Regions from separate parts of the Homo sapiens genome. Here region 1 is linked to region 2. Evidence: chromatin loops called from intact Hi-C (ENCODE). Cell type or tissue: GM12878. All regions are shown on one strand. Each heading gives the region's core, and the rest is flanking DNA. Links, peaks and the distances in the headings are about the cores only.

Region 1 (11,871 bases), core at 2,307-10,306, 56 kb after region 2:
AGTCAAGATGGTAATTGTAATTTCCAGAAAAGCTATTAACAAGTCAAAAACATATAGCAAAAGAAATGACAAAGGAATTAAAATGGTAGTTGAGTACACAGGAAAATATCCATTAAGCACAAAGAAGGTAGTAATGGAGAAAGAAACAAAAAGGCATGGCATGTAGAAAACAAATAGCAAAATGCCAGATATAAACCCTACCTCATCAATAATTATATTAAATGTAAATGGTTAAACACTATAATTAAAAGGCAGAATGAGCCTTTACATTTAAAAACATGACTTGACATTATGCTGTCTACAGGAGATCACTTTAGATTCCAAGACTCAAATAGGCTGAAAGTAAAAACGGGGTAAAATATACTATGCAAAAAGTGACCAAAAGAGAGCTGAAGTGTCTATACTAATATTAGACAAAATAGACTTAAGGATAAAATGGTTAAAATGGATAAAATGGTTACTAGAGAAAAAGCATATTTTATCATGATAAAAGGGTTAATCCATCAAGAAGACATAATTATAATCATATATGCATCTAACAGCAAAGCCCCAAAATACATGAAGTAAATACTAATAGAATTACAGGAATAATAATAAACTATTATGGTTGAATAATAAACAAGTCAACAATAATATGCCTACTTCAGTATCTCACTTTAAAAAATGGATAGAACAACTAGACAAAAGATCAACAAGGAATAAAAGAATGAAACAACAAAACCAAGAAGACCTAACAGACATCTATTGAACACTCCAACAATAGCAGAATATGCATTCTTCCCAAGTGCACATGGAACCTTCTCCAGGATAGACCATATGGTATGCCATAAAACAAGTCTCAATAAAATGAAAAAGACTGAAGTTTATACAAAGTATGTTTGCCAACTATAATGGAATGAAATTTGAAATCAGTAAAAAAAGGAAATTTGGAAATTCACCAGTATGTGGATTAAAGAACACAATCCTAAAAAAAGGGGAGTCAAAGAAAAAATATCACAAGAGAAATTTAAAAATACTTTGAGATGAATGAAAACAAAACCACGTGTCAGAAGTTCAGTAAATCACTAGTTAGACTTAAAGGACTCAGTCATACTCATAGCTATTATTTATTATAGCAAAAGGATACAAAGTAAAAACAGCAAAGGGAAAAAATGCAGGGTAGAGATGGGGGAGACCAGTTGCAAGCTTCCACGGGTCCTCTCCTAGTGGAGTCCCTAGGATGTATTTAATTCCCCAGCAACAAATTATTAATGTAACAACACATGAAATGTTGTGAAATGTTGCCAACATCTCATTAGAGACTGAAAGCCCAGAGTTTTTGCTGGGGGCTAGCCATGTAGGCATATTCCACCTGGCAAATACCCAAATTCCATCTTCCTAAAAAGAAAGCATGTGTTTAGTATAAACCATATGGTTTGTACAGTTTAGATATAACTCTTATAAGGTCTGGGAATGCTGATAAGCTCCCAAAAGCCAGCCAAGGACCAGCCCTGCAATCAATCCTTCCCAGTGATAGCCATTCAGGTCTGCTATGTTAACTCTTTTCTACAAACAACATACCAAAACTTACAGGATGCTGCTAAAGCAGTGCTTAGAGGGAAATGCATAGCTGCAAATGTCTATATTAAAAGGAATAAAGATCTCAAATCAATAACTTAATGTCCTATGTTAAGAAATTAGAAAAATAAAAGCAAACTAAACCTAAAGCAAGCAGAAGGAAGGATATAATAAAGTTTAGAATGGAAATAAATGAATTATGGAATAAGAAAAACCATCAAGAAAAATCAATGACATGAAAAGTTGGTTTTTTGAAAAGATCAGTAAAACTGATAAACCTAGCTAGACTGACCAAGAAACAAAGATAGAAATATTAAAACCAGGAATGAAAAGTTGGGAGTGGGAGTGGGGGGGATTATTATTGACTTTATAGAAATAAAAAAGAATTATAACGGAATACTACAAACAAGTATATGTGAACAAATTAGATAACCTAGATCAAATAGAAAAATTCTTAAAAAGGTACAAACTAGTGAAAGTTCTTCAAAAAGAAATAAAAAATAAGTAGAAAGCTGTAACAAATAAAGAGACTGAGTTAGCAATCAAAGCACTTCCAACAAAGAAAAGATATGATCCACATGATTTTGCTGGTGAATTCTACCAATATATATTTTTTTGTTTTTTTGAGACGGAGTCTTACTCTGTCACCAGGCTGGAGTGCAGTGGTGCAATCTCAGCTCATTGCAACCTCTGCCTCCCTGGTTCAAGCGATTCTCCTGACTCAGCCTCCCAAGTAGCTGGGACTACAGGTGCCTGCCACCATGCCCAGCTAAGTTTTGTATTTTTAGTAGAGGCGGGGTTTCACCATGTTGGCCAGGATGAGCTTGATCTCCTGACCTCGTGATCCGCCCACCTCGGCCTCCCAAAGTACTAGGATTACAGGCGTGAGCCATTGTACCCGGCCTCTATCAACTGTTTACATTAGAATTAGCACCAATCCTACACAAACGCTTCTAAAAATAGAGAAGGAAATGCTTCCTAAATCATTCTATGAAATCAGTATTACCCAGAGACCCAAACCAGTGAAAGACATCACAAGGGAACTGCAGACTAATATTTTTATGAAGACAGACCCCAAAATTCTGAACCAAATGCCAGCAAGCCACATCCAGCAACATAAAAAAAAGAGTATACACCATGACCAAGAGATTTATCCAAGAAATGCAAGTTGGTGCAATATCTGAAAGTTAATCAGTGTGGTAACAATTATCAATAGAAGACAAATCCACCACAACATGCTCCTTTCAATAGATGCAGAAAAGGCATTTTTACAAAATCCAACACCCATAACACCCATTCTTGATTTAAAAAAAAAAACAAACACTCAAGAAAGTACAAATAGAAAGGAATTTTCTCAACCTGATGAAGGGCCTCCATAAAAAAAAAATCCACTGTTCACATTATAAGTAATAGTCAGGAATAAGGTCAGGGATAAGACAAGATGTCTGCTCTTGCCATTTCTATTCAACATTACACTGGAGGTTTTAGCCAGGGAAATAACACAAGAAAAAAATATAAAGGCGTCCAGATTGGAAAGGAACAAGTAAAACTATCTCTTTGCAAATGACAGGATCCTATAGAAACTCCTAAGGAAACCACTAAAAGAAGATTAGAACTAAAAAATCAGTTCAGAGTAAATAACTGTGCTTCTGCCAGACATCAAGATATAAAAATCTGTTGTAATTCTATGAACTAGCAATGAACAATCCAAAAATAAAATCAAGAAAACAATCCCATAGGGACATGGATGAAGCTGGAAACCATCATTCTCAGCAAACTATCGCAAGGACAAAAAACCAAACACCGCATGTTCTCACTCATAGGTGGGAATTGAACAATGAGAACACAGGGACACAGGAAGGGGAACATCACACACTGGGGCCTGTTGCAGGGTGGGGGGAGGGGGGAGGGATAGCATTAGGAGATATACCTAATGTTAAATGACGAGTTAATGGGTGCAGCACACCAACATGGCACATGTATACATATGTAACAAACCTGCACGTTGTGCACATGTACCCTAAAACTTAAAGTATAAAAAAAAAAAGAAAAAACAATCCCATTTACAGTAGCATCAAAAAGAATAAAATACTCTAGCTGGGCATGGTGGCTCATGCCTGTAATCCCAGCACTTTGGGAGGCTGAGGCGGGAGGATCACTTGAGATCAGGAGTTTGAGACCAGTCTGGCCAACATGGTGAAACCCCGTTTCTACTAAAAATACAAAAATTAGCTGGGTGTGGTGGCAAGTGCCTGTAGTCCCAGCTGCTTGGGAGGCTGAGGAAGGAGAATTGCTTGAACCCAGGAGGCAGATGTTGCAGTAAACAGAGATCACATCACTGTACTCCAGCCTGGGTGACAGAGTGAGACTCCATCTCAAAAAAAAAAAAAAAAAAAAAAAGAATAAAATATTCAGGAATAAATCTAACAAAAGAAGTTGAAGACATACAAGACATACAGAGGCAACTACAAAACAGATGAAAGAAATCAATGAACTAAATAGAAAAAAACATTTTATGTTCATAGATAAGACAATATTGTTGAGGGTACATCTGTCCCCAAACTGATCTACAGATTTAACATAATGCCTTTCAAAATCCTAGATGCGTTTTTCGGGGTAGAAATCAACAAGCTAATCCTATAATTCATATGAAAACACAAGGGAACCAGAATAGCCAAAATACTCTTGAAAAAGTTGACAGACTCTCACTTTCTAACTTCAAAACTTACTACAAAGCTCTAGTAATCAAGATAGTGTGGTACTGGCATAGGACAGACAGAAGATCAATGGGGTAAAATTGAGAGTTTGGAAATAAACTCTTACATTTATAGTTAACTTTTTTTTTTTGACAAGGGTACCAAGACAATAAATGGGGGAAAACAGTCTTTTCAACAAATGGTGCTGGAATAGCTGGATATCAATGTGCAAAAGAGTGAAGCTGGATGCTTACCTCACACCATATATAAAAAATTTATCAAAAACATAAATATAAAAGTTAAAACTATAAAACTCTTTGATGAAAACTTTTTATCACCTTGGATCAGGCAGTGGTTTCTTAGATACGACACCAAAAGTACAAGCAATAAAGGAAACAATAAACTGGACTCCACCAGAATAAAAACTTTTATGCTTCCAAGCATACCAACAAGAACATGGAGAAACAACCTACAGAACAGAAAAGATTTGCAAATCATATATCTGTTAAGGGGCTTGTATACAGTATACATAAAGAACATTCACAACTCAATTTTTGTCTGTTTTGCTCAGTTAGAAATGGGCAAAACAGATATATCTCTAAAGACTATATAAATGGCCAACAATTATATGAACATCTGTTCAACATCATTAGGGAATTGCAAATCAAAATCACAATTACAATAAGATACCAGTTCACACTCACTAGATTGGCTATAATCAAAAAGATCAATAACAAATATTGATGAAGATGTGGAAAAATTAGAACCCTATTCATTGCTGGTGGGATTACAAAATGGTACAGCTTGTTGGTTTTGTAGTTTTTCAAAAAGTTAAACATAAAGTTGTCATATGATCCAGTAATTCCATCTGTAGGTATGCCCAAGAGAAATAACATGTACCCACACAAATACTTGTACACACATGTTCATAACAGCATTATTTGTAACAGCCAAAGTGGAAACAATACAAGTATTCATCAATTGATGAGTAGATAACAAAATATGACATATACATACAATGAAGTATTTTCAGTGATAAAAAGGAAAGAAGTACTGAGACACACTACACTGTGGACAAATCTTGAAAATTTTTATGCTAAATGAAAAAAAAACAGATACAAAAGTCTACATATTATATAATTCCATTCATATGAATGTCTCAAATAGGCAAATCCATAGAGACAGAAAGTAGATTAGTGGTTGCCAGGGGCTTGGGGGTGGAGGGAATGGGCAAGGGAGTGACTACTCATGAGTACTAGGCTTGTTGGGAGGCAATGAAAATATTCTGAATTAGCTAGTGGTCATGGCTGTACAACTCTGAATATACTAAAAAACCACTGAATTGTACAATTTAAAGAGTGGCTTTTATGGTATGTGAATTATATCTAGAAAAATAAAATCGCCAAGTTCTATTTTTCCTCAACATTGATTCTAGAGTTCCAAACCCAGAATCCTGATGAGAGGTTATGGAATGGAGTCCAAGAATACAATACCTCTTACAGGTACCAGCAGTTTTGGGAATCCCTGCCCTTGGGTGGGTCTGAGGAATAGACAAGATGAGGTCCCGCTCACAGACATGGCCCCCACTCCACCTCTGCTGCAGGTGACAGAGCACGAGAGGTAGGGCTGGACCAGGGCCGAGATTCGGCTCTTTTCTCTGGTACCATAGCCCCTACGCTGCTCATCACGTTTACATTTGAAGACTAGTTTATCCCCGGGGGAAACTCAAAACAATTTTAAATGTTAGGTATGTCAAGTTTTTCAGGACAGTCAACATATATCTTCCTATCTACACATGCAAGCATTTTTAATACGCATGAAGCACATGTGGGCGTACATAAGCTGCAAGTCTAGGGAAGCAAAGCAAGCACCGAGGGCTTGGAGTTTTGAGGTTACCGAGCCATTCTGAGCCTGGACTAATGAGATCACACCACAACTGAACTCAGAAGTACCAGGGCCATGGATAGTCTAGGATAAACACTCTCTCTGAGTCCTCTCAGAAGAGTGGTTTAGCAATCTCGACTCATACCATGCCTTCCCACAAAGACCAGAGGAAAAGAAAGGAGCTTTTCAGTGTTATTTGCAAGCCAATACTGGTGTTAGGCAAGCATATAACAGAGCCACCGTAGGTATTAAGAACAAATACTCCAATCACATCTTCCAATAATTAGAGTTTCCTTCCACCAAGATGAATGTGAGCTGTCATTTCCTAGCTCTTATGGCGTGTGACACATTTCTTGTACTTACATTTTTAAATAACTCAAATTACAGTCACTCTTACACAAGTTCTAGGCGTCATAAAAAGCATGTTTCAGGAAAGTGTTAATAGACAACTCAAAAGAAATGTTACTCAATGCAGCCGAGGCTATTAGGAGCTCGAACTTCTCTCTCTTGCCAAACAGTTCTTCACTTTCTGTAAACTGCACAAAGGTTTCATTCAACACAGTTTGAAGGCTGAAAGTGAAAGTGACTCAGACTATTTTTGGAAAGGTCAAGAAAGTGCACCTGCCAATTTTCAAATTTCTCTGAAACCTTTTCCTGCAAACATCACCACTAAAGCTACGTAGTCCCTGAGCTGCAACTTGATGATGTGGTGATTTTACTATTTCTCTTGGGAGGTTCAGGTACACACTGTGCCGTGGGTTCATGGGAGACTTTGTTCAGACAGCATTTTACACGACAGTCTGTTTAAATGCTTTAGGGGACCAAAACATCTAAAGGTACCTTGGCAGCAAGATGGGGGAATGAACTGAAGCCTAGGAAGGAAGCCTGGCCTGCCCTTGGCCTGACCACAGCCACCGCAGGGCTAGAGTCCTCCAGTATCTCCTGAGGTGGGGAGCAGGTGGGCCGCTCCATGAAAACCAACTAGATGATGGGAAAATGGACAGCTTTGCTCAGGGCAATCTTCCCACCCTGGCCCCCAAAATTGGTACTATAAACATGGCACTCAAACATGAGAATGATTTCTTAAAATGTTAGAGGAACTAAAACTCCTTAAATTGTAGATTACCTCAAGGGCCAATATAGTTAACCAGACACACCTTAGGCAGATACCTGTTTTCTCTGTCTCTCAAGGCCCAACTCACTAGTGACCAGTATTTGTAAGGAGACCCATCTTTCTCATCTGCTAAATCCATGCCAGTGTTAGAGGCCTGCACCAGTCAGAGTCTGCGCCAGTGCTGGAGGCCTGCAGTCTGCTTTCACTTCACAAAAACCGTCTAAGTTGGAAGAACTGTCCTCTGGTGCCTCTTAACTTCCCGCAGCAATGGCCCTGCCCATGCCTGCCCACTTTCTGCTCTAACACTCCAGAGGCAGTGGGCAGCTTTTGGACCTAGGAGGGTGTAAGTAACTTCCCTGCATAGACTTTAGTCAACATCTCTTGTCTCTGGACAAGCGCAGAGCAACAAGCAGAAGTGGGGAGGTGGGGAGGAGCCCTGCATGGTTTCCCCTCGCCCTGGAAGCCTCTGAAGACCTGTTTCATATTGCAGTTCTACTGGAGGCAGCTACCATGTTTCCCTAGACTTCTCTTTTCCTGAGTGAAGAGCCCAGGTTCTTGTACATGCCTCCAAACCAGCCATGGTTGCGAGACCCACCTTCCCGTCTTCTGAAATATGAAACAAATAAAACACGACCACCACATAAAGCACTTTTATACAGATCACATCCAATGTGACTGGGTCTTCAAAACCATCCTGAACTACTGGATTCTTCTACAAATGAAGAAATGGGCTCAGGGACATGAGGCACTTTGTCCACGGTCTCATCGCTGACTTCGGTGGAGCTGAAACTTGGCCAAAGAGCTCCTGTGTGCTTTACAGAAAACTACAGAGTGAATCTATGACCACCTGAAATTGCAATGCTGAGTACTGAATACAACAATCCAGATGAGTCTGACCAGGGCCAAATAGAGCAACACACCTGTCACCCTTCCCAAAAGCTGTCTGGGACACTCTTGACCCACAGGGAGCACATCTTGCCCCCTTTTTGTTTTTTATTTTATTTTAGAGATGGAGTCTTGCTCTGTCGCCCAGGCTGGAATGCGGTGGCGCGATCTCGGCTCACTGCAAGCTCCACCTCCTGGGTTCACGCCATTCTCCTGCCTCAGCCTCCCGAGTAGCTGGGACTACAGGGGCCCGCCACCATGCCCGGCTAATTTTTGTATTTTTAGTAGAGGCGGGGTTTCACCATGTTAGCCAGGATGGTCTCGATCTCCTGACCTCGTGATCTGCCCACCTCGGCCTCCCAAAGTGCTGGGATTACAGGCCATCTTGCCCCCTTTTTGACAAGCATTGCTATCAAACCATGAGTCTTCACACTTATACTCCAGTTGCTGGTTTTAGGGGGAACTGAGTTGTGAGGACATACACCAATCACTACTAGCATCTTGACAGATCCAAGCATCATTCACATCTACCAAGACTGGCTCCGTGCCCTTGATGGTATAGCCGTTAAACATTGGAACCCAGAACACAGAATGCCCAGCATGAATCCTGCTGCCTCAGTTTCTTAAACTATAAATCAGCAAACCCATTTCATAAGATTTTGGTATTAGGTGTGAAAACGCACAGTGTCTGATAGAGGAGGCGCTGAGTGGGCATTAGCTCTAATTGTTACATTACTTGCCTGTGTCATCAGATCTGCTGATAAGCACACTTTTGGTATCTTTCCAAGTAATGAGAAAATTGTTGACCAAATCAGAGCAAAGGACACTACTCCCTCTTGGTTGACGAAAACACACGTATCAGCAGCCTTCTGTTATGCTGTTTGGCTGTTTTCAAGCTCAACAGTGACAAAAGGGCCAGTAGCCCTGGGTGTAATTCCTGACTCCAGCATGTACATGCCGTGGGGCTGTGGGTAAGTGATCCCTCTATGGTTTTCTCTTCCTCTGTGCCACAGAATAACCAAAGTGCCTATCCTTTCGGGGATGTAGTGTCTGTAAAGCATCTGGTAGGTATGAATGGCTTCATAAATGTTACTCAGTATTACCATAATACCCAGCTCTTATTCACTCATCTTATTTAGAGGGTATTTTCAGTGATCTTGTCAAAATGTTTCCTTAAATCAAAACACCACACAGTACTGTTTCTATATTAGGCCTTTAAAAAGGACCTTACATGTTGGTTCCTAGGAGCTCACTTTGGGGCCCCTGAGGGAACTGCCAGCTCCCGGAAAAGGGGCCATCTCATGTCTTGCCACACAGGCGCGTCTCCTGGGCTGCTCCTGAGCCACATGGGTGCATGTCTTGGTCTGTCCTTGACATCCTTTATTTTCCCCACCAGGTCCCCAGATCTCTCATGCTGCCCTGAGAATTATTTTGGGTTGCTTATTAGGTGCTAACCCTCTAAGGGGTAGCTGAATTTCTGGAGGTCCCAAAGAAGACTGTGAAAATCCAAAGGCAAGCATTTGAAACAGTGATATTTTTGGAGCCTGAGACACAAATACAATTGAACAGAGGATTCAGCCACCTTCCACCTCCCAAAATACCCCAAATCACAATCTGTATCCTGCTTCATTTATGCAGAAAAGTACCTCTTATGTTGTGTTACCAGAATATTAGCAACTAACTTTAAAATGTTTTATTTTTTGTGAAACATGTATAGTTATTAATATACTATGAGAAAATAACTTCTATTGCTATTCTGATAAAGTTCAATACGTACTGATGTAAGTATTAGTTAATATTTTACTAGATCGGTAGACAAATAATGGCATGATTAACTATTTCTGAATGTGTGTGCCAGGATCCTTGGAGCCCGAATAAGAGCAAATGTAGGGCATATCACCAGAGGTAGAAGTTCAGGTCAAGTGAGGAAAAGGGCCGATGGCGGGCCAGCAACACACCCATGTGCAGGTACACACTTTTTCTAAGTGCTGATCCATGAATCGACACTCCACTACTTTGGCCTATTCACACTTAGAAAAGTGCTATCAGAAAAGTAACACTTTGTGACAAGCCAATTTTTGATTGCTAGAAAAACAACAAAAAAAATGATTAACAGGAAAACCAGATCCATCATTATTAAGAACAAAGCAAACGTGAAATGATCCTTTACATTACAGAAATCAGTCTCAGAAAATCTGACTCTTATTTTGGCCATTACTAGAACTTTTCTCTTGCCTCAGAACTTCAGAAACTTGGAGACCTCTTTTCCTTTCCTTTCATAGACAAGTTAGAAATTAACCAGCACTAAATTACTTCAAAACCAGTAGGCCTCATGCTCTGAGATAACGGAAAATTTTTTCTTTATTTTGCTTTCATCTTCTGAATTCTATCTGTGCTTGATCACTCATCCTCCTTGAGAGCCTTCTCTAACCTAGTCTGAACACATGGATACGTCTACTGCATTTCCAACTCTGTGCACCAACAGGCGGTGTGCTGGAGAAAAGAGGAGCAGCCCATGCAGGGGACCCTCCCTAGGTAGCACGGCCCTATCCAGAGCCCTGTGAGCTTGACTTGGGGGAGGATCAGGACTGCTTAGCAGCAAGACCGATACTGAAAGGAAAATCAAGAGAAAGGCAAACATTTATTCAGAGAATTGGACAGGCACTTTTCTCTGCCATAATACATGAAGTCTGCAATACCTTAAGTCACTACAGGACTTTACTTTCAGATACATTCCAGTGACTTCATCAGAACTTGTTAGGAAATTAAATGGTGCTCGATCAGTGACAGTAGACTAGAGTATGAATCCAAGAGAAACGACTCACACAGCACACTCTTAATATTTTTCCCTAACGACATAATTATTTCCTGCTCAGTTCAAGAGAAAGTGGTATTTAGCATGTCATGGATAGGACAAACTGGCCCTGCAACCTTTAAAAGGCTATGAAAACCACCACCAGCATTTTAGGTGCAAATTATCACGCACAAAACGAATAGCCCAGCAAGTTTAGTATGCATGCCACCCGATACGACCACCACAGAGAGTGCCAAATGTGAATTTTAGTAAGCCCTCTTTATAGTATGATGATCAGCTGAGCAATCATCATAAATCCGCAGAGCCTCAGCACCAAAGGTCATAAAGAAAATAGCGCTCACCTTAGTGTCCAAACATGAGTGAAGACACCGCCTACCTTTGTCAGGACAGACATCAGCAGCCAGCCAGTCCACATTTGCCTCTTATAAGAATTTTAGAATTGAGGTTGAGTTCAAATTCCTAAGTTAAAAAATGTAAGTTTCAGAATTAAAAAAATGAAGCCTACATGCCTTCAAATAGCAATGAAGTCGCCACAATGAGGATGTAAATCCACAGTAAAATGGGTGTTTATCTGATACATGGAAATGTGAAAGGAGGACACCTTAGGGACACAGCTGGGCTGTACCACAGTGAAGCTTGCTGCAGGGGCACTCCCGGGGACGTTGTCTCTGGCATGACCAGACTCAGACCTGACACAAACTAGGAAGGCAGGGTGGTTTGGTAAAATGAATGTAAAGTAGAGCTATCTCAAATTACTTAAAGGCATCAGAATGTTCTCCTTTTTTCCACAGCGAATTCTCCAGTTCCCAATGTCCCACACAACTCCCACCAGTGCCTACTCCCCAGGTGTGGCTACTCAGGCATGCAACCTGGAGGCCGTTTACAGCTTCTTGACCTGGCCTGGGTAGGAAGGCAGGTGT
Region 2 (11,871 bases), core at 2,647-10,646:
ATAAGACCAAAGAAAAGGACTTTGAGCTTCTAAGGACAGCAAATTGTAGGAAGACAAACATAGGGGGAAGCTAGGGGATGATAAGGACTAGTTTGAAAGATTTGTGATATAGATTCCTTTGGTGTCATCCCAGCCTGATGAGTCTAGAGTTGTCTCCCATGATTAAGAATCTCCCTGCTCTTCTTGGTAGAGAAAAGGAGGAAAGAGGGTTTGTCCTGCGTTGTTGTTTTACATTGCTTTCAGCTCAAAATAATCCTTAAGCCAGAGTAGCATATTTTGGGGCAGCACACTCTGAACCTCTCAGCATTCCGCAGTGTGGTGGGGGGAAAAGAGGCTGGAGGACAGACATTAGTGTGGCCACCACTGGCATCTCTTAAGACATGATGTTGGCCCAAGCTGGGGTGGGGTTGGGGTTGACAAGAGAGGTGGTTGCTACCAAGGCAGTAGCAATGATGACATCTGGTGAATAGTTGGATGTGGCACATTAATGGAGATGGAAGAGCCTAGATTTAGGCTTAGGCAACTTGACGGAGAACCCAGGAGGGAAGCAGGATGGCAGAACGGAGATGGGGCCCAGGGTCAGCCCCGGGGGGCATCCAAGGGACACCATGTGGCTGCTGGACCTGCAGGTCTAGCCCTCCTGAGAAAGGCAGGCCTGGGGCAGGAGGAAGATGGAGATCATCAGCTCTCATCACCAGGATCACGAGGCAAAGCAAGGAGCCCTGAGAACCCAGCATTTCAGGAGTAAATGAGAAATAAAAACTTACTGATTGTATGAACTAGGAAGAAGAAACCCAAGAGATAGTGACATCGGAGAAAGTGAAAGAAAAGAGCATCTCAAGGTGCATGATGAAATATGCATTTGGATACAGTATGCACGCACTGCATAGTATGAACATTGATAAGTACAATGATGGAGAAAGCAGGAAAAAAAGCAAGGACAAAAAAACCTTAGCATTAGCCTGGCCAACATGGCGAAACCCTGTCTCTACTAAAAATACAAAACTTAGCTGGGCATGGTGGCACATGCCTGTAATCCCAGCTACTCAGGAGGCTGAGGCAGGAGAATCGCTTGAACCAGGAGGAGGTTGCAGTGAGCTGAGATAGCGCCACTGCACTCCAGCCTCAGGGACAGAGTGAGACTCCATCTCAAAAAAAACAAAAACAAAAAACAAAACAAACAAACAAAAAAACCTTAGCATTATGCACTCTTTCATTAAAATTTATTTTTATTTCATTTTTTAAAATGTCAGTCACATCTTATTAAATTAAGTCCATGACCATTAAGGGGTCCCAATCCACACTGTGGAAAATGCCCCGGCCTGTGCTCAAACCACCAGCTCAGCCTGCGCATACCAAGGGCCTCGCACCCTGGTGCACTGCCCTCACAGTGTGAAACAGCAGATGGGGCAGAGTTCTCTGGCTGGGCCCAATTGGGCAAAAGAAGGGAAGATGCAGAGATGAGAGGCAGAAAGAGGATGTGCCTGAAGCTGAGGGCTCACTTGATTAAGTTGCTTACTTTTCATCTCATACTTCTAGTTGATCTAAAAATCCGCATAGCTAAACGCCACGTAGCTGAGCAGTACTCACTAAACTCCCACTGACTTCCTTACACTGGCTCTGACTATAGGTCACTATAGTAACCAGCACTTAGAGTTGTTTTTCAGGAACTATGGGCAGTACTTGTCCAGTTCAAGCTCATTGAGTCCACCAGCCCTTCAGCTGAACCTGTGTGGGTGTCCAAAGAGTGACCTTTTGACGTCAGAGGGCTAAAATCTCCACCCTTAGATCAGGTTAGTGCCACCCTTTTCTGCATGTGTCCGGTGAAGAACCGTGCAGCCCCACCAGGCTTGCATGAACTCCCATTACCTCCCCCTTCACCTCAAGACCACTTGGGTTTCTAGCCCATAAGTACCCTCACGTCCTATTTTTAGAGAGGCAAATTTGAGACCTGTCCTCCCGCCTCCTCTCTTGACTGCCTCGTGAATAAACTCCTACTCTTTTGCAAAATCCATAAGTCACAGTGATCGGCTTACTGTGACATGCCCACAGGGGCAGCAGCCGTGTAGGAACAGTGACCTGCATGCAGGCTGTGCCCCTAAGTGCAGGGACAGCTCCGTGTTGTCCCTCCTGCTGAGATCCTCAGGTTGTTCTGTTTCACCTGCACCAGTGCCCCTCAAGTGTGCCTGAGCTCATAGCACTTTGCTGCCATGAGGCCCCCCAAATTCACCTGGAGAGCCTGTCCTAACTTCAAATCCTGGGGTGGGTGGTCCCTCTGTCCACAAGAGCCCCGACTTCTTTTACACCTCGGTAGCACCCACCTAGGCCCAGGCACCAGCTCAAGGCTGGGAGAGGAGGCAGCTTTGCCAACCTCACTACAGAAAAAACAAAAACTAACAAAAGAAGCCTGTGTACTCCCTAACCCCAGGCAAAGGCCCCTCCTGAGCATCCATTCATATAGCCACAGGGAAGGCTTAGCTGCTTCTTTGCATCTGCCTTTCTGGGCTGTTTGTTTGTTTGTTTGTTTGTTTGCTTGCTTGCTTGCTTGCTTGCTTGTTTTTAATCTCATTGAGATTTTATGAGGAATTAGCTACAGTCCTCTGCTCTACCAGCTGAGCTATTGAAGGGACATCATTGAGCTTTTAAATGATCCGTAAGAAAGTTTTGGAGAAATTGAAGAGCAGCATGTAAACTTATATACTGGCTAACTTGTTAATGCATTCACACACACACACACACACACACACACACACACACACACATTATGTGGAAATGAGAACAAGCAATTGGGGAACATATTTCAGCAACTCTTCTTCCAGGTACAGAATTGCTCATCATGCAAGAGATGAATCATCAAGAAGCAGAAACTATCACAGTTTTCAGTTAAACTTTCTTGCACTCTCTGCACTCTGCAAAGGTAAATGTGTTCTAAGTTTACATGTGAAAGTATTCATGGGGCTTCTAGGATATGTTTCAGTAAAATAGTAAAAATCTGCTTTCTCTCTCTCCCTCTCTCTCTCTCCTTCTCGGGTTCATTCAGGAAGGAACAACTGATCCAACTAAAAAGAAACTAAGGAGGGCTTCCTGGAGAAAGGGGCACTTAGGTTGAGATTTGGAGAATCATCTTCAAATGGGGGAAGCATTTCAGGCTTTGAGTAAACATGAGAAGATAGGAAGGTTCGGGACTCCTTTGGGAAGACTGAAGAGTCCAGGGGATTATAGAGTAGGGTCTTGCGCAGTGTGTGCTGGGTGGGCAGGAAGATGGTTCAGCTGGAATATAGATGATGCTTCCACTGCAGTCAGTCAGGAGGATCAGGAGGAGCAGTCGGGGGTTTTCCCAAAAGGCAGTAACATGATCCATTGTATTATAGAAACAGGTTCGTGGCTGGAACTAAGGTGGGAGAACCTGAGTTTGGGAAGTCAAGGTTTGTAAAACAGTGCAGACCAGAGTAAAGGGGCTCTGTCTCACCAGGGGATCACCCCAGCAGGAGGGCCCCTGCCTGTGCCTGAAGCCACTCAGCCCTTTAAAAGCTGCCCCTAGGGACACCCCTTTACCAGAGAGGAGAACCAGAACACACAGAAAATAAGGTCCCCATCTGACCCCAGCAAAACATGATGTCCGAAAGACCGTTGCATCTGAGAGTAATTGTCATGTAGCATTTCTGTTTCCTGTATCCGGATACAAAAATAATGAATGAGGGGAAGCAGGCAAAGGAGACAAGCGTTCCCACCACGAAATCCTTGCACTTCAGTCCTTTTGTTAACCTTGGTGGAGTAGCACTCAACAGAAAATAACTAAACTCACCTATTTTTACTTTAGTAGCTATAAAATTTTCATTTCAAATGATAAATTCTGCTCTTTGGTTTAAACACAAAGTTTGCATACACTAATGTTTCCTTAAAATCAAACACCAAAGAGTGACCTTACATCTCTCACTCCCCTGTGCCATGTGTCTCCAAAGATGGCCCCAAGAACCCCAAATCCTTGTAACTGCCCTTCTGCAGTCATCCCTGAAGGGAGTCAGAGCATGCCACCCCAGAATATACCACTTTGGCATAAGGATTATTTTGAGCTGAAGGCAAATGAGAAATAGCAGAAGCAGGAAAATCTCTCTATTATTTCCCACCTGTGTAAAGGAGGGCATAAATTTCCCTTTGTGAAGGGGTCCCCCTCTGCCAGGAAAAGGAGACAATGCTTATCCCTTGACATGATACTGGCTTCAATCTGCATAAACAAACTTACTAAATAAACCTTATCTTCCATTAGTTTTCCCCCACATATTTGACATTCCACGGTTTATCACCACTAGAATTTCAAATCCTTTGTCTTTGCCTTGTCATTTTGCCACAAGTTTACAGTCTTTGTTAAAATGGTATATGAGTTCTCAGTCATAACTCTTTCTTTGGGTTTTCACTTTCTGTAAGATACTTGTTTACATGTAAAAATTTTTTAAAAAATGTTTTTGAGACAGACTCTCACTCTTTGAGATGGAATCTCCCTCTATTGCCCAGGCTGGAGTGCAGTGGTGCAATCTTGGCTCAGTGCAACCTCCGCCTCCTGGGTTCAAGCGATTCACCTGCCTCAGCCTCCCAAGGAGTTGGGATTACAGGCATGTGCCACCACGCCTGGCTAATTTTGTATTATTATTATTATTTTTTTAAGTACAGACGAGGTTTCTCCATGTTGGTCAGGCTAGTCTCGAACTCCTGACCTCAGGTCATCTGCCCACCTTGGCCTCCCAAACTGCTGGGATTACAGGCATGAGCCACCATGCCTGGCTGACTCTCGCTCTTTTGCCCAGGCTTGGAGTGCAGTGGGTGCGATCTCAGCTCACTGCAACCTTCGCCTCCTGGCTTCAAGCGATTCTCCTACCTCAGGGCTTCAAGCGATTCTCCTGCCTCAGCCTGCTGAGTAGCTAGGATTACAGGTGTGCACCACCATGCCCAGCTAATTTTGTATTTTTAGTAGAGACGGGGTTTCGCCATGTTGGCCAGGTTGATCTCAAACTACTGGCCTCAAGTGATCTGCCTGCCTCAGTCTCCCAAAGTGCTGGGATTACAGGCATGAGCCACCATGCCCAGCCCAAAAATTAAGATATTAACATCAAATACAATTTGTATACTTTTTCTCCTGTTAATCTGTCCTTTGTTAGTTTAATTTGCAGGCCACAGTCACTAAACCTAAAAGGGCGGAAGAAACATTCTTTCTTCCCTGCTTTCCAACATTGTGTCTGGACTAAGCCTGAGACCCACTTTAGTCAACAGTGTATCAGGTGACTCTGTGCCTGTTCTGGGCCTAACTTGTAGAGCTTGGCAATGTTTGTTCTTGTGCTCTTGGGAGTCCTGAACCACCATGTAAGACAGGGGTTGGCAAACTATGGCCCATGGGCCAAATCCAGCCCACTGTCTATTTTTGTAAATAAAGCTTTATTGCAGCAGAGCAATGTCCATCTGTTTATGGGCATTTATGGCTACCTTTGCATTACAATGGTAGAGTTGAGTACTTGTGACATAGACTATATGGTCAAAGAGTCTAAAATATTTGGTCTTGTACTGAAAAGTTTGCTGACCCCTGATTTTAAAAGACCATCGACCTGCTGGAGAGACTACATGGAGAAGTCCTGAGGCCACAAGGAGAAAGAGAGAGGCTCAGCTGTCCATGTTCCATTTCCTAGTCCCAGGGCCAGGTGATTCAGCCCTATTACCAGTCATTGCCAATAGGAGAGACCCCAAAGGAGGTCAGCAGAAGAACCATCCTGCTGACCCCAGGCAATCTGAAGAACTGGAATAATAAAATGGTAGCTCTATGCTGCTGCATTTTGGATGGTTTATTACACAGCAGCAGATAATTGGAACCCACTCCCTCCCCACCTCCAAACAAAAATATTGGGCTGTGACTGTGAAGACGAACCAAAAACAAACAAACAAAAAAACAAGCACCATTGAAGATGAGTTACAAAACCATGACTGAATTAGTTCCCAAAGCTGTCTAATAGCACCACGTAACTGCTTGCAGAGTTTTTCTGAAGAAATACCATAACTCATCATGAAACCAGCTATTAAACCACAAAACTTCTGTTTCCTTCACCTTGTACGTCACCCCTACTCTCTGCAACAGTTTGACCGCATTTTAGTTTGTGGGTTTTTGCCTTTTAAATGAATCTTATCATTATGAACACTGAGTACCCAAATAGTCCCCCAGGGCAGGAACTTCTCGTCTCTCTGAACACAGAATGTCCACTTGTGTGTTCTTTCAGATGCAGGGTCTTCTTGCCCTGAATTTCTAGAATGTGTTCTTAAAGAAACATACCTATTATTTCAAAGTATCTCAATTTTTTGAGAGACAAGGAGCACTATGAATCCAGCTCATGGTGTTAATGGCTTTCTCATCATAAATCCATCAGCTATATTAGTTCTTTAGAGAAAGTAAAAATCAGAACAAGGTCTATTTGTCATATTTCCTTAACCACATCTGGAGAGAAGCTTCAAGTGAGTAAATCCAACATATGATTGTGATTCTGGGAGCATCGTTGTTTCTGTTTTCATGAAGTTTTCTCTAAGGAATGAGTTAAGGAATGAGTTAGTTCTTTTGGGGAAAAAAAAATAGTGTGCCTCCCCCCCACTGCCCACCATCTGCACACCCACTCTCGGAAATGTTGCCTGCCCATATTTACCTGCTCACCAAGCTGTTCCCTATTCTAGAAGTTTCCACTCTCCCTTGAGTATAAAAGCTTCAACCCTGGTTCAGTGGGTGGTAGCTGCACCATGGTCTGGGGAAATCAGCACTTTTTCGTGGGTGTTGCTGCCCAGGGACCAAAGGGGACTTGAGGATAATCAAGCCAGCTCTGCAAGTCTCCAACCACACAAGGGGACTGAGCTCCCACCACATCCCTCAACCTCCCGCCGCCATCTTGCTTTCCCACTCCCTGCCTCCCACACAGCTCAGCTGCCTTTTGCTGCCCTTTGCTGCCCTTTACTGCCCCTTGCACTCCCCAGCAAACCTCCTCCATCCTCTCCACTGCGTCTCCTCCCTCCCTTCCTCCCCTCTGTCACCCCAATGGCCCAGGGAGAGCACAGGACAACATGGAGTGAGGAAAGGGAGGAGCTCAGCCAGCTAACCATCCCTGCCCACCACATGTGAATTAGACAGGCTTCTCCAGAGACAGAGCCAACAGGGTATGTACACAGGAAGAAATTTATCTGAGGAATTGGCTCACACAGTTATGGAGGCTGACAAGCCCTGAGATCTGCCATCTGCAAACTGGAGACCCAAGAAAGCCAGTGTTACAATTCACTCCTGTTCCAACAGCCTGAGAACCAGGGGAACAGATGATGTAAATCCCAATCCCAGGGCAGAAGAAGAAGAAATGAGATGTCCCAGCTCAAGCATGGAGGAAAGGGGGGAAGAGAGCAAATTCCTCTGTTCTCTGTCTTTTGTTTTGTGCAGACCCTCAAGGGGTTGGATGAGGCCCACCTACATTGAGAAGGGCATCCGCTTCACTAAGTCTTCTGGTTCAAATGCTAATCCCATCAGAAAACTGTCACAGACACACCCAAATAATGTTTAATCTGAGCACCTACGGTCCACTCAAATTGACTCATAAAATAAGTCATCACATGGGTGAAAGCCTTCCCTGGATGGTGAGTTTTCTGTCTCCCCAACGTGCATGCATGAAGAGCTGTCTGGGTAGATCTGATTCCCATCTTTTACCTACAAACATTTACCCACAACCTTGCCCAAATAACACTGAGCTCCAGGCTGTATGTGTATTATTTCTCATCTTTACAATGGCCCAGAGAGGAGTTCCTGAGTCCTGGAGGGAACTGAGGTAAAAGTGTAACCACTTGATGGGTTCTTCCTGCCCACTGCACGAAATCCATCCACTGAGACCAGGGCATTGCAACAGAGAAAGAGTTTAACTGACGTAAGGCTGGCCCATGCAGGAGAAATGAAGTTATTACTCAAGTATTCGGTGGGCTGGGGGACTAGGGAATGGGTGCTGCTGATTAGCTGGGGAGGAAATCATAAAGGGGTGGAAAACAATCCTTGTGCACTGAGTCCACCTCTGGGTGGAACCACAGGACCAGCTGAGTTATGAGTCAGGGGTCCAGGTGAAGTCAGTCTGAAAAAAATCAGATAAAACCAATCTTAGGTTCTACAATAGTGATGTATCCACAGGAGCAATTGGGGAACGTCACAAATCTTGTGACCTCTGGCCACATGACCCCTGAGCAGTAAGGGATTATAGAAATTATGCCATCATTTAGGCAGAGTTCAGGCCTCTCCCACAATTCTAATCTTGTCATCCTTCATTAGTCTTACAAAGGCGGTTTTTGGTCCCTGAGCAAGGAGGGGGTTAGTTTTATGGAGGGATTTACTTTTACCCTTGCTTTTAAGTTAAACTATAAACTATATTCCTCCTAAAGTTACCTTGGCCCATGCTGCCTTGACCAAGGACAGCTTGGAGGTCAGAAGCAAGATGCAATCAACTAAGTCAGATTTCTCTCACTGTCATAAATTTTGCAAATGCAGTTTCAGAGGGAATGAGTAGGGAAAGGTGGAGGGCCCCTTGTAAGTTATTTGCTGAAGAGCACACAGCTAATGGGTGCAGTTAACACAGGCTTTTGTTGAGACGAAGTCTTGCTCTGTCACCCAGACTGGAGTGCAGTGGTGCGATCTCGGCTCACTGCAACCGCTGCCTCCCGGGTTCAAGCAATTCTCTGCCTCAGCCTCCTGAGTAGTGCCCACCACCACACACAGCTAATTTTTGTATTTTTAGTAAAGATGGGGTTTCATCATCTTGGCAGGCTGGTCTTGAACTCCTGACCTCATGATCCACCCGCCTGGGCCTCCCAAAGTGCTGGGATTACAGGCGTGCGCCAGTGCACCCAGCCTAGGCTTTCCTTTTTTAAAACTCTTTTATTTTATTTACCAATACATATTCATGAAAACAAATCAACCCACACAATAAAGCACCAACAAGAAAGACAAATTAATCACTAAAATTGTAGTACCTCGAAGTACAGTTGACCCTTGAACAATGCAGGGGTTAGGAGCACCAACTCTCATGCAGTCAAAAATCCTCGTATACATTTCGACTCCCCCCAAAACTTTACAGTAATAGCTTGCTGTTGACCAGAGGCCTTACTGATAACATAAATAGCCAATTAACACATATTTCATATGTTATATATGTCATATACTGTATTCTTAAAGTAAAGTAAGCTAGAAAGAAGAAAATATAATTAAGAAAATCATTAAAGAGAAAATATATTTACTATTCACCAAGTGGGGGCGGATCATCATAGAGGTCTTCATCCCTGTCTTCAAGTGGAGTAGGTCGAGGAGGAGGAAGAAGAGGGATTGGTCTCACTGTCCCAGGAATGGCAGAGGTGGAAGAAAATCTGCATATAAGTGGCCCACACAGTTCAAACCTATGTTGTTAAAGGGCCCATTGTGCATCCAGTCCTTGTCTCAAACTGAAGGCTCGGCCTTGTTCTAATGCTATTGTCTCTAAGATATTCCCTTATATATTTACATCACTGCTCCACTGCAACGCACTGCTAAGATGCTTACACCCTGTCTCCGGGGGCTATGGTTGCCCTAGTTGAGGAGGACTCAGTGGCAGAAGGGACAGGAGTTCACCGACAACTGAAGCCCTGTCCCCGGGGTGCTCTCTTGGGTGCTGGTGACTCCCGGCATCCCCTCTTGGGCATATTTTGAGGTCTAGAGAACCATTTTGCCCAATAGTGGCTGTCAGATAAGGTCTGTTTGGCAGATGCCTGCAGAGCTGTGTGCCTGCCAACAGACATCCCCTGGCTTCCATCCCACCCTTCCCACTATGAGGAGTCAGAGTTGGTGTTTGGCTGACCACAAGGAACCCAGGCAGAAAAGTCCCCTAAGCCTACTGCAGCTCTGTGGTGTGGCTGAGTGGGATGCTCAGCAGGTGTTTGGGGAGAAGGGAAGGTGGACACCCTGAAGGCCTCTGACCCTACCTGAGGCCAAGGATGGGTGAAAAAGTGTAGCATGAATGGCAGCTGGGAGAGCACAGAGCCCAGGGTCTACCCTGACTTCAGGGGGCCTCAGCCAGTCAGACTTTGAATAACACCAGCTACACTGGGGCCCCAATTTCTGTGGCCCCCTCCCATGACAAACAAGGCCCATTGGTCAGGACGAACCAGATCTGATGCAGGAACAAGTGGCCTGCCAATCTCAGGGGCTCTGCCCATCACAGTCACTTAGCACCTCAGTACCTCAGCACTTCTCCACTTGTGGGCTGGTTGGGCTTCCTTGCAGCATGGTGGCCATGCTCGATCAGGGCAGTCAGACTGCTTCCACGGTGGCCCAGGAGTATTCCAGAGAGCCAGCAGGAAGCTGTCACCTCTTCATGACCTGGCCTTGAAAGTTACGTAGCATCACTCCACCGTAACTTTGGTGGACAGGCCACTAAGTCAGGCCCAGAATCAAGGGGACCAACACTGACTCCACTTCTCGGTGGGTGGAGCTGTAAAGCCACCTCACAGGACTGTCATGTTATTTATGAGCTAATATCTGTAAAGTGCTGAGAACCATTCCTCACAGTAATGCAATTTATACAAGTGTTTCTTAAAGAAAGCATACTGCTCATGGATTTGAAAATCATGTCTCAGTAAGCTAACTCCCTGTTTGATATCCAGAACATTCCTGCATCACCCAGTGGGGGAAGCACCAAATCCTGTTGCTCTTTCACTGCCATGCAAGTGCCTGGCCATGGAAGTTGGAGTCAGAATCCTTGTCACACCTTCCAAAAGTTTCACCAGAGGTTCAGAGAATCCAGAGAGGGCTGGATCTCCACCCTTCCAGGGAGAGGGAACAAACAGTGGGCTTCAGCAGCCTGACTCAGGAGCAAATTCCTAGATGACTCTACCTGGAACATGGCACACTGGGGCTCAGGGCTGTGAAACTCAGAGCAAAAACAAGGCCAGTGTTGACTGAGGCTCTCACCCTCCACTGCACGTTCAAACCATCTGGAGACCCTCAGATGGCTCCACACCTGGCCTCTCCCCAGGCAGAGCTCTGAAGTGGGACCTGGGCTTCAGAATTCTGAAACCTCCCAAGCGATTTCAAGACACACCAAAGCCTAAAAGTAACTGAAATGATGGGTTTCCGACGCTCCTGTGCTTGCGAGTCACTTGGGGACCTTGTTAAGATACAGACTCTCACTCAGTGGGGCCGGCTGAAATTCTGCATTGCTAGCAATCTCCTGGCAATGTTCATGCCTCTGGTCTGTGGACCACGCTTTGAGTAGCAGAAAAATAGAGCAGCATTTCTTAGTCTTGTCTTGTCTTTTTAACTCTATGCTTCCCACTGATTAATGTACAAATCCCATGCCTTCTTTTAATATTATTTGAAAACTGCACAGTAAATTAAATATTGCAACTAAAACCAAGTGTTAATTTGAGGGGACAAAATTCTGCATTGTTTGCACAACTCACTTCTGGGCCTTCCCATCCCACCAACACCTACAATCTGGGAAAACACCCTGTTGCAAAAACAACTGGAGGTGGCACCCATCCGGCTTCACCCAGGTTTCCACCGGCTCCTTCACCCGGCACCTAAAGGACTCACCACCCACCCCCTATTGGGGTCTTGCTTCACCCATCAACAAGCAAGATAATGTCAGGTGGCCTCGAAGGGCCTTTCCAATATCACTAGGGACTTTTGATCTTAAATCATCTTTTAATCTTTTCCATCCCATGGATCCTCGGCCTCCTCTGTGACTTCCAGGAAAGAAGCAGGCCTCCAAAAGCATTTTCTACCACAGGCACTTGTGCCTAGGGACTTTCCTGACAAGGACATGAACAGGCACATCAGGGTTGGTGACCACACCA

What was found. A loop is a pair of places that touch in the nucleus more often than their neighbours do. Peaks named below come from ENCODE experiments on the same cell type or tissue, not always from the same donor. Only the 100,000 strongest peaks of a DNase experiment are listed, where the experiment ranks them.
Region 1: a loop joins it to region 2, with 5 times the contacts of the local background. A loop is called at or near these places in 18 of 110 quality-filtered maps.

The regions. Positions count from the first base shown.
Region 1 is chr9:91,201,518-91,213,388 of GRCh38, forward strand. No RefSeq gene overlaps it. Among named protein-coding and RNA genes, the nearest start is that of LINC02937, 44 kb to the left of the region's middle. RefSeq lists an enhancer at 6,900-6,959. In GM12878, for the core only: no CTCF peak of the experiment used is centred there; a DNase peak (open chromatin) is centred at 6,744; H3K4me3 peaks cover 1,003 bases; H3K27ac peaks cover 1,781 bases.
Region 2 is chr9:91,145,084-91,156,954 of GRCh38, forward strand. All of the region lies in intron 1 of LINC02937 (long intergenic non-protein coding RNA 2937), which reads right to left. The region is part of intron 2 of LINC00484 (long intergenic non-protein coding RNA 484); the gene reads left to right. Among named protein-coding and RNA genes, the nearest start is that of LINC02937, 12 kb to the right of the region's middle. RefSeq lists enhancers at 1,678-2,245, 2,653-2,772. In GM12878, for the core only: no CTCF peak of the experiment used is centred there; DNase peaks (open chromatin) are centred at 2,858 and 6,088; H3K4me3 peaks cover 481 bases; H3K27ac peaks cover 807 bases.